Regions from separate parts of the Homo sapiens genome. Here region 2 is linked to region 1. Evidence: chromatin loops called from intact Hi-C (ENCODE). Cell type or tissue: ovary. All regions are shown on one strand. Each heading gives the region's core, and the rest is flanking DNA. Links, peaks and the distances in the headings are about the cores only. Region 1 has its middle 66 kb from the start of MIR5702. Region 2 overlaps IRS1 (insulin receptor substrate 1).

Region 1 (2,924 bases), core at 220-2,719:
GTTTAAATTCAAAGGTTTCATTTAATTACACATCCTCCTCTCCTCCCCGCCACACACCAACTATTCCAGTTAGGAGAGTCCCATCCCCCATATGTGAAAAAAAAGATGTAGAGTTCTGAGTCTGGTTTACTTCATCTGTTGAAAAATAAAGTAAGTTTGGCTGAGCTAAACAAACTTCTTCCTGAATAGAGTAACCCTCCCATGTCTGTTTGCCGAAATGTTTGACAGATGGAAATCTGACGGGGAGCATTTCTTTTAATGACCGTGTGAAAACTTCAGATCTTAGTTTTGTCTTGCCACTAACTAACTGTGACTTCAAGCAAAGCACTTCTTTTCTCTGGCTCTCCAGCTCTTTGTTTATAAAATAGGAGGGACATCTGATCTTAACCTGGGGTTCAGAATTTTCTCAACGCTCTCAAATTGAATGCAATTTTTTTTTTTGTGAGTGTAGCTGTGTCCATTTTTGATTCCCGGGGAAAAGGGATTGTGACTTCCAGTGAATTCACCAAGGATTCTGTGATTGCAGAGAAATGGTTTGTAAAAGCATAACATTTCATGATTTTGACATTTGATGCTAAACTTTCAGCTACGCCTCCTGAGCGGGTCAACTGAGACACCAAGTGAAGAAAGAAGTCATCCTCCTTAGGACAGCAGGCTGTGAGCCAGCATCCCTTCCAACTCCACGGTCAACAGCACATTACAGGGACAGGCAGAGAGAGGCCACAGGTTCAAGCAGGAGACGTGTTAGTTTAGCCGTTTCTTTTGGTTGTTGGTATTAGCTCCTCAGACATGTGTATCAGAGAAAAAAGGCTGTGGTTGGGTTTTGTAGTTTGTAGTTGTAATAAAACTCTGTGTTTGAGTTTAAAAGAATCATGACTTTTGTGATTCCCTATAACAAGTTTTATAGAATTAGGGACTGCCCTAGGACAAGAATATTAGGTCAGTGAAATTTGTCCCTATTCTTTCTCCTCTCATTGCTACACCTTGGCTGAGAGTGGGTACTCCCCCTTACCAAATGCTTTCACGGGACCCAGAGTCTTTCTGGAATGGAGAATACATATCTGACAAGCTCATTATTTTTTCCCAGAGGTGTATGAAATTAATGTATTAGCTCCCAGGTATTTGTCTCAAAAAGAAAACCTACCCTGAGGGAAGAAAGAGAACATTTTAGCAAAAGGGGACTGATTGCTAATGGTGGCATTTTAGGTATCAGTGTGGGGACATATTTTAGGGGGAGAGTTGAGACATATTTAGCATGTTATAGACAGTGAGCCTTGCAAACTATTATGATGAAGTGGTCCCTTTCCCTTCCATGTCATTAAAAACAAACAAACAAACAACAACAACCAAAAAAACTGTACTTTGAGCCCAGTTCAGTGGCTCACATCTGTAATCCCAACACTTTGGGAGGCCAAAGTGGGAGGATCGCTTGAGCCCAGGAGTTCGAACAAGCTTGGGTCACATAGTGAGACTCCACTTCTACAAAAAGTAAAAAAAAAGCCGTATGTGGTGGTGTGTGCCTGTGGTCCCAGCTACTTGGGAGGCTGAGGTGGGAGGATCACTTGAACCTGGGAGGTCAAAACTGCAGTGGGCTATGATTGCTCCAGCCTGGTGACAGAGTGAGACCCTTGTTTCAGAAATAAATAAATAAATAAATAAATAAAACTTTACTTTAAAAATTAATAGAACTTGCATGTTTGCTAAATGAAAAAAGCTCCTTTCTAAGTTTTTGGAGTAATTTTAATTCTGGATAAATTCACCACAGATATACTTTTCCTCTCCTTTGTTTTTGGAGTCCGGGGGTCCCTACTTGACTGGTGCTGTCAAGTCCTGTCTGAGTTCAACACCCTTTTACTCACATCTCTGAAGGCATCTGCTATAGATGACCCACTATTCCACCAGTACATGAAGCTGGCTCTGACTTATCCCAACATGAACCTTGCTTAATTATGTTGGCAGAAAAAGAACTGAAACAGGAAAAGAACTAAAGAATTTCCTTCTGGCTGACAAACAACTCCTTGTTGCTACTAATGGGAAATCTATTTTTACTCTTCCGTACCCCAGCGATGGAGTTGATCTTCGTGACACAAAGAAACTCTCAGCCAAAAATTTTAAAAGTACAGGCTGGGTGTGGTGGCTCATGCCTGTAATCCCAGCACTTTGGGAGGCCGAGGCGGGTGTGTCACTTGAGGTCAGGACTTCCAGACCAGCCTGACCAACATGCTGAAACTCCGTCTGTACTAAAAAAATACAAAATTAGCCGGGCATGGTGGGGGTTGCCTGTAATCCCAGCTGCTTAGGAGGCTGAAGCAGGAGAATCGCTTGAACCCAGGAGGTGGAGGTTGCAGCGAGCCGAGATCGCGCCACTGCACTCCAGCCTGGGCAACAGAGTGAGATTCTGTCTCGGGGGAAAAGAAAAGTACATTACTCGTTGGAGATTATGAGCTCAAAATATCTTCTCTGAGAACCTACACTACAGCATGTCAGGTAGGAAGCCTGCACACCATGTGCTTGTTCCATAAAAATGTTGAGCCCCCAGTGAAACCATAATCAACCATTGGAGGTTTTCACCAATGATGAGCATGCCATTGAAATCTGCCATTTAATTTCTTGTATCAATTATGGAGAGATGAGTTTATATTCTGAAAATGGGCTTTGCCATTGAAATGAGGCAGCCCTAGGCCAACCTGGAAATTCCACTAACTCACGAAGAGGCCATGGGAAAATTGCTTAACTTCTCTATGCCATAGTTTTACCATCTGCAACGTGGGGATGATGATACTCTGCAGAGGTCTGGGAAGTTATGAAAGGTACCCTGCCATAGGCAAAGCATTTTGAAAATGCTTCATCCATAGCTGGCCCTCAGTACATTGTAGAGATTACATAATAATTTTAATTCTAAACAGCTTCACAACTTTTGGACG
Region 2 (2,924 bases), core at 93-2,592, 63 kb before region 1:
TGCCTCTACCACATTTATAATTATGTAACTGATTTATTCCTTCGTTACCTTATTAGTCCATAGCTATGCAGCAGACTTTGAGAGCTGTCTTTAAAATGTTATTGAAACATGTTCAGAAAGTGTAATCATATTGAATTTTAACTTAAAATTACATTTTAACGTTAGTATGATATAATAATTGCATACTAATTTCAAACTAATATGACATAGTTACAAAAATTTATTGTAAAGCTTTTTAAGAAGATAGGTTAGTAAGTATCATCTATTTGCTTCTATTTTTGTCTTATACTTTGGAAATGGTAGTACCTCTCCCATTCTTAATTCACAAAAAGGGAGAAGATGGATTGGACAAGTATAAGGTACTGTCATGTATGATAAAAGGAACACTTTCCATTTTAATAGTATTCTTGCAGCAGGCTCTGCTATAATCTATTTGTTGAAATAAATTTGGTTGGATAAATGTTATTTGTGCTTATTCAGTGAGCCAGTGATCTTTGAATAATAGAGCTTTGAAAAAGATGTATTTATGTTGAAAAGGCTTTTTGACCCTTTTTCTGTATTTTCCATTGATAATGGCAGTAGAGTTGAATACATGGGTCAGACTATGATTCTAGTTGCAGTTTTCTTAAAGCAGAGTAGAGATTTTGTGGTTTTATTACTCTACCAGGAATGTTTTATTGAGTAAGCTGAGTTGGATTGCATTCATTGTATTCCTTTTTACCATCCCAAGTTTTATAAATATTGCATATTACATATGTATCCTTGCACTCCACTTTTATTGTTGACCAAAGAATACTTTAATGCATGTTCTCTGATCCTCCCTGACATATTTAGGTCATATTGCTGAACAATATCACTTAATCTTGAGAAGTTTTCTCACGTTTGTTGAAATGATCAAAGAGACGTTTTTTTTTTTGAATATATGTAATGTGGCAAACAAATTATGTTTTGCACAGAAAGTCATGATTTTTACTTTTAGGAAGGATATGATCTAAGTGAGCTAGCAAAATAATAAAAGACATTTATAAACATTTAGCAGTTAGTTAAAGGCCACTGGAATATTGAGTAATTGCTAAGTAGTCAACTATAATTTATCTAATCTTCTCCAATCATCATGTCCCTATTCACTTAAAAATTATTTGGAGGGCTCTATGGATATGAAAAATAATTATGTTTACCCTTGAGTTTTAGGGGTTGTGGGGACAATCAGAAGATCAGAAGATCTTTAATTGTCTTTAATACTATTCAAGCCCACCACCCATTTCTCAACCCTAACATAAATTATCTGCTTTTGTCAAATAGGCCCTAAGCCATTTTTTCTTGTTCTTCCCCTCCCCTTCTTTTACTCAGTAAGCTCTATTGAGCACCTATCATGTTCCAAATAGTACACCTTTTATTGAAAGGGGATGAAGGTAGATTCATGGAAATGGAGGGAAAAATGGTACTGAGAGGAGATCACCAAAGGAGTTACCAAATTTCTTATGACATAAGTTATCCGGGAAAACCAAATCAAGATTCCGATTGTGTAGTTCACAAAAGTTGGCATTTTTCATAAACCTAAAGGGCAAAAGTGCCCATCTAGCTTAAAGGTTTGTATTTTTCTGAATCTTTCTAACCATGGCTTCCTGTCTGACAATACCATCAGCATACTAAATAATCAGGAAGGAACTCTCATTTGGAAGAATGGCCCATTTTTGGATATTAAGCTTGCAAACATAATATTGACAAAAAGCAGGAAAAAAGATATCTTTGCTTTGGATCTTTAGTCCCAGTGAAAGCAACCAGAAGAAGAGGCATCCAGCTGTTAAATGAAGAGGGGTTGAATGTGGACTTGTTATGGGGTGGTCAGTGTTAGGAAACCTGGGGGGAAAGTGGGGGCTACAAAATAAATTTTAAAGTCTTTTCTTGCTATCTTAGCTTTGTTATTCAAGGACTTTTTTCTTTTTTTTCCTTTGGGTGGGTGGTTTTTATTTTTAATGAAGAAAAGGTCCAACACTTTGAACTGTGGTTCCTTGCTTGCTTCTGGCTGCAAGTATAATTGCTTTTGAGATTTTTCTCCCTCTGTTTTGATGATATGCAGTCACGTTTATTTTTAAGTTTGTGGTAGTCTCTTACAGAAACATGTTTTAAAAGTTTTTTTTTTTTTTTTTAGACTACCAAGTTTTATAATAGCTTGCTGGGTCTCTTCACACTATTTTTTTCTCTGTATTTTTGTATAGGTGATACATGTACATGCTGTAAGTTTCCAATTTTTTTTGGTTTTTTTTTGTTGTTGTTGTTTTTGTTTTTTTTTTTTTAAGGTAGAGAGTGAAAAATAAGGCTTCCTCCCACCTTTGTCCCCAGTTTCTCATAGGCCACCATCACTGCTGGGTTTTGTTTATCTTTCCAGAGATAGACTGCTTATAAATTTTGAAGCTTTGTAATAAAAAGTTGGTTAAATGCCCAACTGCTCCAAGTCTTCTATGGAAGAATATGCTCAGATCCCAAATTTCAGCACTTAAAGGGGCACAGCAGATAATACACCTTGTATCACAGACTTACTGTTCTCTTTTGTTGTTGTTGTTGTTACTTTTAAAGGGAAAAAAAAGGACACACTACTTTCCACGTCTCTTTTCAATCCTCAGGTTCACAAAGTTTCTAGTGATCAAATACCATTTGACCCAGCCGTCCCATTACTGGGTATATACCCAAAGGACTATAAATCATGCTGCTATAAAGACACACGCACACGTATGTTTACTGCGGCACTATTCACGATAGCAAAGACTTGGAACCAACCCAAATGTCCAACAACGATAGACTGGATTAAGAAAATGTGGTACATATACACCATGGAATACGATGCAGCCATAAAAAAGGACGAGTGCATGTCCTTTGTAGGGACATGGATGAGATTGGAAATCATCATTCTCAGCAAACTATCG

What was found. A loop is a pair of places that touch in the nucleus more often than their neighbours do. Peaks named below come from ENCODE experiments on the same cell type or tissue, not always from the same donor. Only the 100,000 strongest peaks of a DNase experiment are listed, where the experiment ranks them.
Region 2: it touches region 1 in a loop (18-fold over the local background); 37 of 110 quality-filtered maps call a loop at or near these places.

What each region holds. Positions count from the first base shown.
Region 1 is chr2:226,723,033-226,725,956 of GRCh38, reverse strand. No RefSeq gene overlaps it. Among named protein-coding and RNA genes, the nearest start is that of MIR5702, 66 kb to the right of the region's middle. In ovary, for the core only: no CTCF peak of the experiment used is centred there; no DNase peak of the experiment used is centred there.
Region 2 is chr2:226,786,012-226,788,935 of GRCh38, reverse strand. All of the region lies in intron 1 of IRS1 (insulin receptor substrate 1), which reads left to right. Among named protein-coding and RNA genes, the nearest start is that of IRS1, 12 kb to the left of the region's middle. In ovary, for the core only: no CTCF peak of the experiment used is centred there; no DNase peak of the experiment used is centred there; H3K27ac peaks cover 1,979 bases.